Linked DNA regions of Mus musculus: all the other regions are linked to region 1. A link is a loop called in an ENCODE intact Hi-C map of the cell type or tissue named here. Cell type or tissue: left cerebral cortex. All regions are shown on one strand. Each heading gives the region's core, and the rest is flanking DNA. Links, peaks and the distances in the headings are about the cores only.

The links. Hi-C counts contacts between places; a loop is a spot of excess contacts. Peaks named below come from ENCODE experiments on the same cell type or tissue, not always from the same donor. Only the 100,000 strongest peaks of a DNase experiment are listed, where the experiment ranks them.
Region 2: it touches region 1 in a loop (4-fold over the local background); 3 of 42 quality-filtered maps call a loop at or near these places.
Region 3: a loop joins it to region 1, with 2.4 times the contacts of the local background. A loop is called at or near these places in 5 of 42 quality-filtered maps.

The regions. Positions count from the first base shown.
Region 1 is chr5:99,033,444-99,038,843 of GRCm38, reverse strand. It overlaps Prkg2 (protein kinase, cGMP-dependent, type II), which reads left to right and starts at 1,765. Exons shown (of 19, transcript NM_008926.4): 1 at 1,765-1,921. In left cerebral cortex, for the core only: no CTCF peak of the experiment used is centred there; DNase peaks (open chromatin) are centred at 1,633, 2,110, 2,354, 2,629 and 1 more place; H3K4me3 peaks cover 2,151 bases; H3K27ac peaks cover 1,286 bases.
Region 2 is chr5:98,941,480-98,946,879 of GRCm38, reverse strand. Prkg2 (protein kinase, cGMP-dependent, type II) reads left to right here. Exons shown (of 19, transcript NM_008926.4): 16 at 3,344-3,466; 17 at 4,664-4,726. Among named protein-coding and RNA genes, the nearest start is that of Gm42123, 53 kb to the right of the region's middle. In left cerebral cortex, for the core only: no CTCF peak of the experiment used is centred there; a DNase peak (open chromatin) is centred at 2,929.
Region 3 is chr5:99,155,215-99,160,614 of GRCm38, reverse strand. No RefSeq gene overlaps it. Among named protein-coding and RNA genes, the nearest start is that of Rasgef1b, 95 kb to the left of the region's middle. In left cerebral cortex, for the core only: a CTCF peak has its summit at 2,429 (motif pointing right); a DNase peak (open chromatin) is centred at 2,420.

The DNA of each region.
Region 1 (5,400 bases), core at 314-5,313:
GGCACTCTGAGAAAGAATGCCTGTGAGCCTTGCTTTTTTAAGCAATAGCTCATCTCCCCCCCCCCCACCTTCTCTTGCTCCTCCTCTTCTTTGTCCTCTTTCTCTTGCTTTTTGCCCCCTACCCCCACCCCTTCCTCCTCTTGGCTTTTTTTCTTGTTTCTCTTCTGTCAGGAAAGTAGACTTGTAAGAACTTCTATCTGGTCACTAGGCAGGGGTGGGATCCCATGTTTCTATTCAACGCTAGTTTTGCGCCACTGCCTATCTCCATCAGTGGGTTTCAAGCTTTTACCTCAATGGACAGAGAGTACCATTGCATAGTTGACTTAGTGGACCACAGGATTTAGTAAACACATTTACTATGCGTTTTGTATTCTTAAAAAAAAAAAGTAGCTCTGACTCAGTGTGTCAAGTCTGACCAAGTTCTTACCATGACTTTTAGATATTTTCCTATGGATTCTTCCATTTCTTTGGAGTTCTTCATCTCACCATCTCTGGTTAGCCAACGTGAAATGTACGGATTTGAGAAAAAGTACCTGGCCTTAATTTTGTCCAGTTAATAGAAAAACAAACAACCGCTCTTCGTCCTCTGAGGCTTAATGAACCCATTCAACAAGTGTACACAGGCCTCATTCTATGTGGGGTTATGTATGTAATAGTGCATGCTGGAGTTGCAGGAAACCCCGTGGCCTACCGGATGTTTGATACCCCTAGGGAGTCGCGGTCTCACGTTCTCTGGATACAAACTGAAGAATAGACCCTCACTGTACCTCTCACTGTGCAGAGAAACTGCCCTTGTCCTTGTGAATCTGCCACAGACATTCCTCTGGGAGGATGAAGAAACAGGAACTCACTACGGGAGAGCACACTACCAGAGCATAGCATACTGCGGTGGGCGAGTATATCCATTTATATTTAGAAAAACCATAACGCACACCTCGGAATACTGTGTCTAAAAGGCCACAGGAGAGTATTAAATTACCTGCTTGAATAACCAAGAGAGGCTCATGCTAAAGTCTCACAGAATCAGGAGGTATTAATTCCTGTCCCTTGAAACTCGGTTTAGCCACTGTCCCCAGCATGCATCACATTCAGTGAACTGACTAGATGCGAGTTAAGGTTCCAGAGTCCTAGAAGAGCACGCGGGCCAAGCAGCCCTTGGGTCACGTGTCATGTAGAAGGGCACCTCTGTGACACCAGAGAGCATGGCCAGGGTGTGTGCGCCTGTCCCTTTGCGCTCTGGAAGGGAAGGCAGAATGGAGAGAGACCCAGCAAGGGAGAGCAAGAGCCCACAGTGAAGCAGGCTGGAGGCACAAGGGTGGGGAGGGAAGGCGATGATGAATACCCCCCTCAACTTTCCTCTCCCTCGGCCCACACACTTGAAATAAAAATAATAACACAACCAACCACCCGCTTGCATCCACGATGTTATCGCCCTACTTAAGTTGCCTCACGCCGGAGGTTCGGGGTATAAAGTGCAGACTGTCGCCGTCGCCGCAGGCCGGCTCCGGAGTACAGGTTCGCGCCGGCGCGGGTGACCCCACCTTCAAGGAAGCGGGCTCCGGGCTCTCCCACGCCACGCCGGGCTGACCCCCGCCCTCCTCCGTCCCTCCTCTCCGCTGAGCTCCCTCCTCCCTCCGGCGCGCCTCCTTCTCGCGGCGGCCCCCGCAGAGCAGCCAGGCGGCAGCACCCACGTCGCCGCAGCTCCCTCCCGCAGCGCGCCCGCCGCGTCCCGGCTCCCACGCAGCGCGAGCGGCGGCGCCCGCCAGCAGCCCGGACCCGGCACAGTGCGCACGGCGCGGCGGGGCAGAGCTGAGCTGAGCCCGGCCGGGGCCGCAGAGGGGCGGCGTGGCGGAGGACGCCAAGACGCTGCGGCCGCGCGGAGGGGACGAGCTGCGCACCTGGAAAGTTACCCGGCGGCCTGGTGAGGCTGGGGGGCTCGGGCACCCGTGGGGCTCGCGACCAGGGACGGGAGTGGGGACACGCGGGTGCCACTGGGCGTGCGTTGCGCGGTGGGCACTTCTCCCACACCCAGCCCGTCTCTCTTGCTGCTTGCATGCGGACATGTGGACGCGTTTCCTTCTCTCCTTGTGGCGAGGGTGGCTCCATACAGCAGTTGGGTTTAGAGCGCAGTGTGGCTGCAGCGTCCTTTGGGCTCTTCTGGGGCTGGGGGCTCAGGGGCGCTGTCACGGTGTGCCGTCCTGGCTTAGTTCTCCAATGTCTGAATAGCTGATTGGGCACACAAGACTCCTGCAAGGACTTTTACAAGTGCTTGTAAACTTGTTTGGGTGTCTTCTTGTCACTCAGCACCCCGAGGCGCTTGCACAGTTCTGCACATCTTCGTGAAGAAGCAAAGAGAGCAAAGAAACGCTAAGCAAAGAGCCACTTTGGAAATGAGAGAGAGAGAAAAAAAGAAATAGGTTTCAAGTGTAAGTAGGAGAGCTGAGCACGTAGGCAGAGCAGGGAGGCCAGAGCTGAGAACAGAACCAGCTCAGCGGCCCATGAGAAAGGATGACCCTAGCTTTTAGCATGCTTGTTTCCAAAGTTCAATAGGAAAGGGGCTTTTATTTTCCTTAAAGAGAATGCAACATCCACCTGCTCCCTGCCACACCCCCATACGCACAAGCGCCTTAGAAACCGTTTCTCATCTTTGCAAGTTTCTATTTAGCTCACAAAGAAGGCGATCATCCCACAGAGTAGACAACAGCTGCTACTCAGGCTCCTGTTGCGTTTTGCACACCGGGCTAGTGAGGTGATGAAGTGAAGAATTCCCTCTGAAAAACTAGACTGGACTCTCCTTCGCAACAGGCCGTAACTAAGAATAAACAAATTGCAAAGGTGGTACCTGTGAACCCAGCTTTTAACAGTCCTTGACTCTGGGCCTCTGTCTTCACAGGATGCAAGTGAGAATTCTCATCACAGGGAAAGAAGGCACATGCTGCCTGCCTGTTGGCCGAGCCCTGTAGTCTCCTGTTGTCTGATTTCTCCCTGTTTCCCAATTATCCCCTTTTCCTATGTTTTCATTTTCTCCAGTTTCCTCGGCTCGCTTTCTTGGGCTTATCAGTACTCTTATTTCTACTATTGTAAAAATTCTCTGCATACCTCTTTAATACCATCCAAACTCTGGCTTCAGCTCTTTCCATGGGACTTTTAAATGAGGACTTTTTTCTTCAGTCTACTGAAATGGCTAACCTCTTCTGTGCTTTTCCCTCTGATCTCCCTTCCTTTGACACATCTGGGATTTGAGCTGTGGCCTGCTGGACTCTTGAAATGTCTATTTCCAAGCTGTCTAGCAGACTTCTGCCATTCCGACAATGTTTCCTTATCCTTTTCCTTTTTTACTGCCCCCCCCCCCCACACACACAAATTATATTTTCACAGGTATGGCAGGTCCACACTCGGCAATGTAGGTATTTCTTTCTTATCTTTCTTCAATGGTCTCGTCTATTCACGTGAATTCAAGTCTTACCTCTGCAGAATTGGCCTGACTTAATTTTTTTTATTAATTTATGTATTTACATCCCAAATACTGCTTCTCCTCCCAGTCCCTCCCTCACAGAGTCTCTCCCTCCATTCCCCCCCCCCCCTGTGAGAGAGTGGGCTCCTCTGGGTATTCCTCCACCCTGGCACATTAAGTCTTTGTTAGATTAAGGACATCCTCTCTCACTGAGGCTAGACAAGGCAGCTATGGAGACTGAGCTGCCTGTCTGCTACATATGTGCAAGGGGGCTTTGCTCTAGCCCATGTGTGTTCTTTGATTGGTGGTTCAGTCTCCGAGAGCTCCCAGGAGTCCAGGTTAGTTGGCTTGGTTGATATTCCTTTGAAGTTCCTTTCCCCTTCAGGGCCTTCAGCCACCCCCCACACCCCCACCCCCATCCTGAACTCTTCCTTAAGTGTCCCTGACCTCCATCTGCTGCTGGGGGAGGCTCTCAGAGGACAGTTATGCTAGACTCCTGCCTGCAAGCTTAACAGATTGTCATTAATAATGTCCGGGATTGGTGCTTGCCCTACGGGATGGGCTGAGTTGGACCAGTTATTGGTTGGCCTTTTCTTCCGTCTCTGCTCTATCCCAGCATTTCTTTTAGACAGGACACATTTTGGATCAAAAGTTTTGTGACGGGTTCATGTCCTTATCCCTTCACTCATGATCCTGCCTGGCTACAGGTGGTGGCCTCTTTAGGTTCCATATCCCCCCCTGCCCTGTATCCCAGGTATCTGAGAATTCCTAGAAATCTTCCACTCCAGCTGGAGATTTTCATTCATTATCCTGGCCCTTTGGGCTCTGTCCTGTCTTTCCCCACACCTGATCCTGCCTTCCCATTCCCCTCCTCCATCCTCCTCCCATTTCCCACCCGGTTCCCTTCCTCTCTAGGCCTCCTATGATGATTTTCTTTTCCTTTCTAAGTGTGATTCAAGAATCCTTGCTTGGGCCTTCCTTCTTGCTTAACTGCTTTGGGTCTGTGAGGTGTCATGGATACTCTGTACTTTCTGGCTAATATCCACATATCAGTGAGTACAGACTGTGCCTAGCCTTTTGGGTCTGAGATACCTCACTGAGGATGATATTTTCTAGTTCCATCCATTTGCCTGCAAAATTCATTGTGTCCTTGTTTTTAATAGCTGAATAGTATTCCATTGTGTAAACACAACACATTTTCTGTATTCATTCGTCAGTTGAGGGACATCTGGGTTGTTTTCAGTTTCTTGCTATTAAGAATGAAGCTGCTATGAATATGTCATTGGGTATAGTGGGTCGACTTTCGGGTATATGCCAAGTGATATAGCTGAGTCTTTAGGTAGAAGTATTTCCAATTTTCTAAGAAACCACCAGACTGATTTTCAGAGTGGCCACACCAATTTGCAATCCCAGCAATGGAGGAGTGTTCCCCTTCCTCTACATTCTTACCAGCATGTGCTGCTCCTTGAGATTTTGATATTAGCCATTCTGATTGGTGTTAAGGTAGACTCTCAGGCTGACTTCTTCTCTTTGCATAGGCTTCTCCCTCTTACTGGCCCATGGCCAACTCAGGACATCTTCTGTCTCCACAAGGCTCCTTCTCTGTGACTCCTCCCTCCTTCTGCTGGTGTCATGGAGGGTCACTATAGATGGTGCTCCATGGAACATGTATCACCAAATGAATGAACGACACAGAATGGAAGTCATGCTTTCTTCCAACCCGCCCAAGATTAAAACATTGGGAGTGACTTGCTCCATTGTCTCGTGTGCAGTTTGATTCTCAACTGCCTCTATATTTTAAATTATTTTTTTAAACATGAGATCATAATATAATCACAACATTTCTTCCTTTTTCTCTCTCCGGAAATTTCCATCTACCCCTCCTGCTCTCCTTCAAATTCATGGTGTTGTTTTTCATTGTTACTATATGATAGGTCATAGAATAT
Region 2 (5,400 bases), core at 336-5,335, 92 kb after region 1:
AGAACCAAGACACAGCATGGGCTTCAGCGGTTAAGAGTGGCTTGTCATCTGCAGAGAGATAAAAAGCTGGGACTAATGAATCTGCAGGCCTAAATATTTAACACAGGACAGTGCGCGCGTTCACACACAAACGTGTACACACACACACACACACACACACACACACACACACACACACGCGTGCGCGCGCGCGCGCGCGCGCGCGCGCGTGTACATGCAATACAAGGTAGTCCACATTCGTAATATACTTCACTGCTTACCAAGCACACATACACATAACCTTGTTTAGTTTTCAAACACACATGAGGAAGGTAAGATAGGAATTTTCATTATTATTTTATGATTCAAATGTTTTTGATTATTTTATGATTTAAATTTTACAAGTTAGACAACTAGGTCACAAGACTATCTGCCTGAGATCAGTAACTTGATTCCAGTTCCCCTGGCTCTGTCTGTGACGTACTTTCTGTGACACACGTATGATTTATGACTCTTTATAGCCAACTGTGATCAACATTAGTTTCAGAGACATTTGCACTAAGAATTGTGTAATCAGTCCTACGATGAATCCATTTGGGGCAGTAAATGTCAACATACACATGTTCTTTTTGCAACAATAAGGACCTAAATAGGGATTTGCACGTTCTAAAGATGCAGTCCACCACTGAGCTGTGTTCTACTTAATTGTCTTAAGTGCTGCAAGCCTCAATATTAAATAAAAAATGTGAAAACACCCATGGTTCACATCTTTGTCCACACACACACTGGGGAAACAGATTTGAAAATCTGCATTTTAGCTGAATCATTATTAACAATGTTCAGATAGTCATGATGGAAGAGTGAGATGGAAGGATGGAATTTTCCAGGTAGTCATGGAGAAGAGCAGATTGTTTAAGGTGTGCGAACCCTGTGTTGTTTCCAATATTTATTCCTTCATCTTAGAGATGTCTAAGGGAATGTTACTGGCATGGTGGTTCTTGGAGCTTCTGGAAAATACATGTGGATCTTTGTCACCTGAGAAATGTGTCATGCAGAACAGCAAAATAAATTGGGGAAATAACAGAGGGAGAGAAGGGACAGCAACTTGGAATTGCTAAGGGGGCCTCAAACCATCATAAAGAAGTTAGGGAGATATTTTGCCAGGCATTTTCAGGGCAGAAGAAAGTCCATTTTTAATTCTCTGATCCAGTGTTTCAGGTTGTCAGGGAAAGAACACCATGAGAATCATAACAAGGCTGTAAATATGCTCGTGCATGCATCTCTGTGTATTGAAGATGCCAAACCAATGGCTTTGCCTCTGGCTTCATTTTCTTCACAGTGGAATCAGAGGTTACTTGAAACTCAATGCATTACCTTTGCTCTAAGGCTTTATTATTTTATTTTATTGTGCCAAAGGTGAGGACAGTTGGTTTCCAAGTAGTACAGCCATAGTTGCTAAACAACAGAGTAATTAGGTGTTTTTTAATCTTCAAATTTTAAATGGTGTACTAGCCCAGACATGAAAATGTTTTAGGAATCAAAGTGATAAACAAATTAAAATGTTGCCCCACTTTGGTGGCTACATCTAAACCCCACTAGTCTTTGAAGTATTCTCTTCGGTGCTTTACAGGCCCTGCCTCTCCCTCCTCATCTTACCGTGATAGCCCCATCTCTGTACTCATTTCTGAGTTTTCTCATTTTCCTGATAGTTACATTGAACCAGTCAGTCCTTGACCTCTTTTCCACCTAACACTTACTGCGTCATATCCTCAAGTCCTACAACCATAAACCTTATGAGATGATGAGATGGACCAAGTTAATCTTCCTAGTGTTTCTCTTCAATGTTAGGCCCATAAACCCAATGGCCTGCCTCTCAGGTCCACATGGCTCTGCAACATAGCCAGGGTCCTTTCCCCGGTGACTAGCTGCAGCAACACTGAGTCAGGTGACTTTCCATTGCTGTGACCAAATACCTGAGGTCACTTAGAAGTAAGAAAAGATGTATTCTGGTTCCTTGTTTCAGTCTATGAATCACTGACCCTGTAGATTTGGGAACATGGCACGTTATGACAGAGCATGCGGCAAATGATGTCTGTCACTATGAGGTGGCCAGAACACAAAGAGGAAGAGACGAACATCTCAATATTCCAGTTAAGGTCCTTTCTCCAATGGCCTTTCTTCTGGCCTCATTCCGAAAAGTTCCTGTTACGTCTCCATTATGACACAGCTTGGGGACCGGGGCCTCTGGGGACTAGCCTAGACCCAAATTATAGCACTTGCCTCGTCCCTAGTTTGTCCATCTTAGGGAAAATAGTTCTATTCAGTGGGCACCGTGGCCAGGAATCATTCTTGAATTTCTTTTCTCTCTTCCCCACCACATTCACTACGTTGGCAAATCCTGTTAGTTTTATCATTAGTCTTAGGCCAGGCTATATCACAAAATTCTATAGGCTGGTGACTTTTTTTAAAGCTCATTTATTTCTTGCAGTTTGGGAGGCTGGAAGCCTCAGCAAAAAGTTGAGCTCTAGTGAGGACTCCCTTTTAGTTGTAGACTTATAGGATCCTCGCTAGGAAAAAGATGGCCAGCCAGACTCCTGTCTTAGAAGGTCACCAATCCTATTCATTGATAGGCACACTCTCAACCTAATTAACTTTATAAAATCCCATCACTTCAAGATTATGGTTCCAACATATAAATCTGACAAAGAGACATAATTAGTACAGTCCATGGACTAGATAGAGCCACGTCTCTTTCAATATCTTCAGCACAGCTTCCCACCGCCAGCCTGCCAGCCTCACCCCATACTGGACTTTATTTCTTGTATTAAAAAAGATGACTCAAGTTGCTGTAAGTTCTACCACTGACTCAGATCCATGCCCAGATCTTCACTGTAGCCCACGGGATACACAGGATGCTGTGGTAATCTCTCAGCGTCCCTGGAAGCTTACTCATTCTACCATTTACTGCCCACTCCTGCCCACTCCCGACACATTCCTTTGTACTTCCTGTCTCAGAACTCAGTGATCTCAAACAAGACAACTCTGTGTCTCATTGGCTCCCTCTGTCCATTCAGACTTCTCCTTTGTCAGCGTAGAAAGGAGGCTTTTCCTACTCACCTTCTTACACACACACACACACACACACACACAAGAAAATCACACCCCCTCCCTTTCTGTCTTCTCCTTTTAGGGGTTATTTAAGTGATGGGAAATTGATTAAAGGCTTTCCACAATATACCCCAATTTGTTGTAAAGTAACTAAGAGGGAGGGTCAGAGAACAGAACCGGAGTGGAAAGAGAAGTAGGAAAAGAGGAGCCCCACAAGACTCTCTCTGAAGTGCGTCTTATTTTGTGTCTTCTCCAGCCCTCCCTTTTCTGGGATAGACCAAATGATGACCTACAATTTGATTCTCAAGGGAATCGAGAAAATGGATTTCCCCAGAAAGATAACAAGGCGCCCTGAGGATTTGATCCGGAGGCTTTGCAGGTGAGAATGACCATGGGCCACAGAGGAAGTGTGAAGGCTTCTGCTCCCCGTGCAATGCGGAGATGTTTTGCAATTACGTTTGTGCGTTCAGTACTTGGACATCTTATGTTGCTGTTGTAACTGAAGAAAGTTTTTAAGTTAAATATTTTTGAAAATATTTTTGCATGTGTATTTGTGCACGGGTGCATGCCTGGTGCCTTCAGAGGCTAGGCGATGTCATCATATCTAGAACTGGAGTTATAGACTGTTGTGAGTTGTCGTGTAGATGCTGGGGACCCATTACAGGTCCTCAGGAGAAACAGCAAATTCCCCTGACCATGGAGCTGAGCTGTGTCTCCAGCTCCCTAGTAGTCTTCTTTCCTTTTTGTTTTTTAACAGAGTTCAAGAAAAGATTTTTATTTATTTTTATTTTGTGTTTATAGGTATTTTACCTGTATGCATGTCTGTGCACCATGTGCATGTCCATAGAAATTAAAAAAGGGCATTGTTGTGTCTCCTGGGGCTGGAGTTAGAGACAGCTGTGAGTGCTCTACAGGTGCTTGGACTTGAACTTGAGTCCTCTGGAAGAATAGTCAATGTTTTCACCCACTGAGCTATCTCTCCAGCCCCTTCGTAGTCTTTAAGAAAATGTACTTTTCCAGTCTTCTTTTAAATTATTTCAGCCTTTGACTTACTATCGAAAACATCAATTTTCAGAGAAACATTGGAGACTTCTAGAGCTTTGTTTTGTTTGGCCCAAACTCCAATGCACTGCTGTGCCCCTGTCCCACCTTTGGAGATGTTTTTAAAGCATATAAAGTTAGTAAATCAAAAACATCAAACCTAGTTTGGGATTTGCAAATAGGAATACCTACACACTTCTGAGATTGCAGCTTGGATGTAAATGAAATCCTAACACATTTCCCAGTTTTCTCAGCAGCATTTGCAACTAAGTTTGCAAGCTAGTATTTATTCAAGTCTATCCACAGCTCATGCAGAGAACAGATAGATGAATCCAGACACTCAGCTGCAGCTCCTCCATGGAAGGACCATAATTTTGTTTTCTCCCTGTGGTCAAATGGCTGGCCTGCAGTAGGATCTGATGAAAGTTATTGAGTAAATGAATTTAAACACAAGCACTATTCTTTTTTCTAAAACCACTTGTATGTTGTTGTTGTTGTTGTTGTTGTTGTTAACTTCTCCCATCAATCATTTTAGGCAAAACCCAACAGAAAGGCTGGGAAATCTGAAGAACGGGATCAACGACATTAAGAAACACAGGTAACTGATTTTCCTTGTTGCTGACATAAACATATAAATGTGCAGAATAACCAGGTGTCTTAGGTAGGGTTTCTTTTGCTGTGATAAATACCACGGTCAAAAGCAGCCTGGGGAGGGAAGGGCTCATTTCATCTCACAGCTTATATATAGTCCATCATCCAGGGAAATCAACACAGCCACCTGGAGGCGGGTACTGATACAGAGGCCGTGGAGGGTACTGCCTACTGGCTTGCCCATAGGTTAATCGGAGGGTGGGGGGCACTTTCTCAGTTGAGGTTCCCTCTTCCCAACTAACCATGTCTGGTATCCAGCTGATGTATAGGTCACCAGTATGTGAGATGACCATGGCAGGTTCTCTCAGGAGACCGCCTTGCTCCATTACAGGCTTTCAACTTCTGGGTGTTTCAAGGTGTAGTTTTCCTTTGTATAGTTTGCTAGTAATTGTTGCCCAAATAGGTCTTAATATGCTTTCCTTAATACTGGAAGTTCATGTCAAGAATGAGTCATCATTCATGTCATCTTTCAGTCACAGAAACAGTTTTGCATCCACTGTTATTTCTATTATTATTATTATTAACCTGGCTTCTGTGAGGGAATTAAGTAATATTTTTGGCTTTGAATTTGTAAATAGAATAAGATACAATTCTTGTAGAGATGTAGAAAAGAATGATACA
Region 3 (5,400 bases), core at 147-5,146, 120 kb before region 1:
TGATGGGAGCAGTTCACTTTCAAAAACACCCAGATCCTTTCCTGCTGAATTAACACAAAGTCATCTTGTATCCTACTGTGGCATGGCTCTTTCAAGAGCTTGTCTCGAATCCACCTCTTTCTCAGCTTATGTTCAAACTTGATTTCAGGTGCTGTTGGTAGCAGATAATCTGATGGTTCCACAGTGGCCTCTTTATCACTCCTCAGATGATGCTGTGAGAACAGTGTCATCAGAAGGAGTCTGAGTGGTAGAAAGAAGTTAGTGTATTTACACTGTCTGCAGATATATAAAGTATATAGGTGCATTTTTTTTTAAAAACAAAAAGTGAGACACATCTCTACTGATAGCCACATAGAAATGAGCTTTTGATTGTTTATATCCTGAACTCAGCAAAGAGTTGAAGTTATTATGACTCAAATAATTAAATGAGTCCTTTAAAATATCAAACTATTTTTCTAGTTTCTTAGGCTAGTACAATAAATCTTGACAAAATTTCAACCATCTCAAATGCTCACCTTTGATTCTTGACAAGGATAACCTTCCTGAAACACCTTATGGGGCAGCTCTAAGCACAGCATATGCATACACAGTGTGGCTAAAGAAAACAAGAAGAATTCTTCTACAAAAATTATTTTTATGTGCATGTTTTACCTGCATATGTATGTGCACCAGGTAGGTGCCCTCAGAGGTCAGAAGTGGATTCCCTGGGGCAGGAGCTACAGACAGTAGTGAGCCACCATGGAGGTGGTGAACCCAGGTTCTCTGTAAAAAAAACAAGTGCTCTTAACTGCCGAACTCAGACATACTGATTTTTGGCTCTACATGTATTATGCTTGTGCATATCCATCTGTTCCTCAAAGCCCTGGCTGCAGTGTGATGTAATTAAACAGTGTAGAAGGCCATGAGGATATGTCTGCATAACTGGATCAGTGCATTTGTTGACAAAGAGACATCTTTAACAGGTGCATTCATTCAGGAAGGCCACCCACTTACTTTGAGGAGACAGCTGTCTTCAGGTCAAGAAGGGAGGCCTCACCAGGAACAGAGCCTACCGGCTCCTATCTTAGCCATCTAGCCTTTACAGAGAGAAATGAAATTCTGTTGTTTATACCACTCGATCTGTAGTCGTTTGTTATTGAAGCTCAAGCTGAGACAACCTGTACAAGAACGGTTTAAACATTAGGGCACGTCTCACAAAAGTTGCAGGGATGGGCAGCCAGCAATGCACTGTGACCCCCGCCCCCACCACCTTTAACATTTAAGCCTTCACTTCTATGCCTGTTGTCTATAGTTACAAAGTGGATGTAGCACCTGCAGGTTTCCAGTCTGTTTTCCAGCTATTGAAAAAACAAAAGGAAACAATGTAAGAAAGATGAAGACCGTCCCATCTTCCCAAGGATACACTATCTTTTCAGATTCGAAGACTCACTAGGCATTTTACTTTTCTTTGACTGTAACTATGCACATGACCATCTTGAGCCTCTAAGGAAGTACATCCACCTATAGATTCAGGGATCTTTTAGATTAGAAAGTAGCTCTTGTTCCCCTGGGACCATTCCATATCCATTCACTGCCTCTTGTACTTAAAGCCCCATTCAGCTGAAGGGCATTCCAGTCTCTCTGTGAGAAGCAGCTTCAGAGTGGTCCACAGAGTGCCTTGTCATCTCCGAGTCTGGCTCCCTCTTCATGAGTGGTAGTACAGCACCCAAGTGAGCTAACTAGCTGCCGAGTTTAGATGCACTCTGGGGATGGGCATGGGACGCTTCAGCAGCCAGCCTCTACCTTTGCAACCCTTGCCTTGTCTATAACCTTTGAACTGTTTCTGGCTTTGCATGCACATCAAAGTGAAAGTCACCCTTGAGAGCTCTTCTTCAAACTCTGTGGTCTGAACCAATGTCATCTCTGAGTTTCTAGAACAACTGCTGATTCATAGAAGGAAAGCAGAAGGACAGGTTGATTTAGGCAGCATGGCCCACTCCACAACCTCACACTGATTTGACTCCTGAGTTCCGACTTTCTCACAAGCCAGTTCCAAAATGAGTTACAATAAACAAGTGTCTCTTAATGATTGTGACCAAGACATCCTCTGGAGTCTCATTGCTGCCTTCTCCTTTTTCGTATATGTATATGTATGTGTATATGTATATGTATATGATGTATATGTATATGTATATGATGTATATGTATATGTATATGTATATGTATATGTATATGTATATGTATATGTATATGTATATGTATATGTATATGTATATGTATATGTATATGTATATGTATATGTATATGTATATGTATATGTATATGTATATGTAGAGAGAGAGAGAGAGAGAGAGAGAGAGAGAGAGAGAGAGGAATTAGAGAAACAGAGAAACAGAAGCACAGAGAAGCTAAGTTTACTTTCACCACTAGGGGTCAGCAGGGCACAGAAAGTGTAGACCGGCCAGGAGCCACTTGCTTTGCAGAACCTACTAAAATGGCTTTGGTCTGGTTGGGGGTTGCAGGTGGAGCCTCCTGAAGTAGGCAAGGAGAGAGTCTTAGGAAGTAGACAGGCAAAAATGCATTTACTCAATTCCCTTCATAAAACATGCACAGAAATCACCTCATTTTCTTAGATTTCATGGTGGCCATCTAGAGAAAATTAGATTAATATACTCAGATATTTATCGTCCATACAATAATGAAAGAGAACAGGAACCAGTTACTCAGTTAAAGTGAGAACAGCATGCCAAAGACCAAAATGAAATTAGGTATGTAGGTCTACTCACTGGGGTGATGTTTGGTATAGGTCTACTCATTTGGGCTGATGATGCCTGCAAGTCCTTTGAGCCAGACTGATCTCAACTTCAGTATCACTTCTGGTTTACCCTGCATTTTGACAGTGTTGGGAGGGCGAAGTCTCTGAGCTGTGGTTTGCTCACCTGAGATGGGTGGACAGTGCTCACTGTCATTGGAGAAGGTGTGAAGTTTCAACGAAATGAGTCGTCTGAGGAGCTTGCTTGCCTGCCTCAGCTGCTCAGCCCCTCAGTAAATGTGAGTGTGTCCCTATAGCTCACAGCTGGGGATAAACCTTGCCTTTCAAGCCTTTTAATTCTAGAGTCAGTCTCCCAAGGGAGAGAAAGGGACTAGGAGTAATCGGGCCCAGCTGGAGAAGGTGGAGAAAATGGGAAATGATGATGTACTTTGGTTAACATGTTGCCCACCACCTACTTGGGCTGGAGTTAACTGAGCCCTGCAGGCCAGAGAAGGTCTGTTTCAGCTGGTGGGCTGTGTCTTCCAAGCTCCTCACACACAAAAGACAGGAGGTAAGCATATTGGAGGGATAGAAAGCAAGGCTCAGGAGAGCCATGGCAGCTGGTTCCTACTTCTCTTCTTCCCTCCAAAGTGCTCTGCTGAGATAGAAGCCGTATCCAAGTGAAAGGTAGCCTAGGAGGACTGCCTCTTGATTTGTCAAACCCTGCTTCTAAACACATAAGCCCATAAGCATCTCTTGTATTTATTCCTCCATCCAATAATTTGCTACTGAAGACTTACCCGGTGTCATTTGTTGGGAACATGATGATGCATAGATGTCTGGAACTGGCTCTAATAAAGCACGTTATCAAGTAGAGAAAGTGGACAGTGCATGAGAGAGTAATCTAGATAACTTCTGATAATGTTCAACTGAAGTAGAGATGGAAGTTGGGGTACTTTAAGATGGGGTGGTCAAGGAAGTCATCTCTGAGGAGGTTATTAAAGCTGAGATAGCAGGATGACTGCGAACCATCTGTGTGCAGACACAGCATTCCAGGCTAGCACAAAAGGCCTTGAGTGTGTCTATAGGGCTTGCATGGCAGAGCCAAAGCCTGAAGGACGAACCTCCTCAGCTCATCAAGTCGGGCTGTGTAGGCTGAAGTGAAGAGCGAATCTGCTGCTAAAGAAACAGAAGAAAAAACAAAGCCTTCATTCTATGAGTTGGTTTTTTTTTTTCCCTCAACATCATGGATGGTCTTTTGAGTGCGTTCTTTTTGGCTCACAATGCAGGTTTCTGCTCCGAAGGCTTTATGAATTATTCTCCCACTTGGCATGATTGACTCTGGAGGGAGACAGGAATCTAGTTTGGATTTTGTCTCTGTCCCTCACTGACCACTGAGCAGGAGCACTGTAATCTTGACTGGGTCAGGTGGTAGCCCTGATCAATGGATTTCTGATCAATGGATTGACTGGGTCAGGTGGTAGCCCTGATCAATGGATTTCTCTGGTTCTCTTGTAATTTCTTCTGCTTCTCTTCTAAGCACAAGAAAGTATTATAAAGCAGGGGCCTTCTGGAAAAATTGTGTTATTTTACATATCAGTGGTATTTATTCCTACAAAGCTAAATCGAATCAACCAGACATTATTTCTTGAAGAGTACTGATAGCAAAAGGTCACATGGAGAACACAGGGAGGAATTCCGGTTTCCTGACATGTGGGCATCCAATCATACACTGAGATCGCAGAGGGCTACCATTTGAAAAACCACATTCAATAAGTCCCTTATTCTTTATTATAAATATTTTGTGACCTGGAAAGGGAAGGTCCCCAGAGTCTCTGTCAATGAACTCAGCCTTTTGTCCTTTTGATCAGTTCCAACTCTGCACTCTCCCTCCTGGTGCTACTGACTGTGGTCCAAGTCACCTGCCAGTAAAGGTTAGGAAAAGGGTCTGCAGCCAACATCCCATTGTTCCTACAAGCAAGTGTCTTTCATCGCTAAAGGATAAGATAGGAGCAAGCTTTCCTCTACCTGTTAGCCCATGCTTATTCATGAACATGGTAAGTACTAGGTCAGCAATGATAAACAAATAACTCTCCATTTCTCTTGAACTTCAGCCTCAAATTCCACATAAATGCTTAGGGCAGCATGTGTTCACAGAAACATTGGTAACTGACATTGGATCCCCATAGAAAACAGCCAAAAGCTAATGGTAAGGTCTGTGGCAAACTGGACAGGCTTTCTTACTACTGCAGGAGGACTGCTTTCTTGATTAGCACATGGACAGTGGGCATAACAGAGGCTCAGGAATGCAGAATCTTCACTTTTTTGAAAAATGTAGGGGAAAAAAACGTTATTGGCAAATAAGATACAACATTTTAAAAAGATAATAAAACAGATATCCCATGGGCTCTGGCTCTCTCTCTCTCTCTCTCTCTCTCTCTCTCTCTTAGATATTTTCCTTATTTACATTTCAAATGTTATCCCCTTTCCTCATTTCCCCTCCCCAAATCCCCTATCTCCTCCCCCTTCCCCCTGCTCCCCAACCTACCCACTCCCATTCCCAGTCCTGACATTCCCCTATACTGGTGTATAGAACCTTCCCAGGACTTAGGACCTCTCCTCCCATTGATGACTGACTAGGCCATCCTCTACTACATATATGGCTAGAA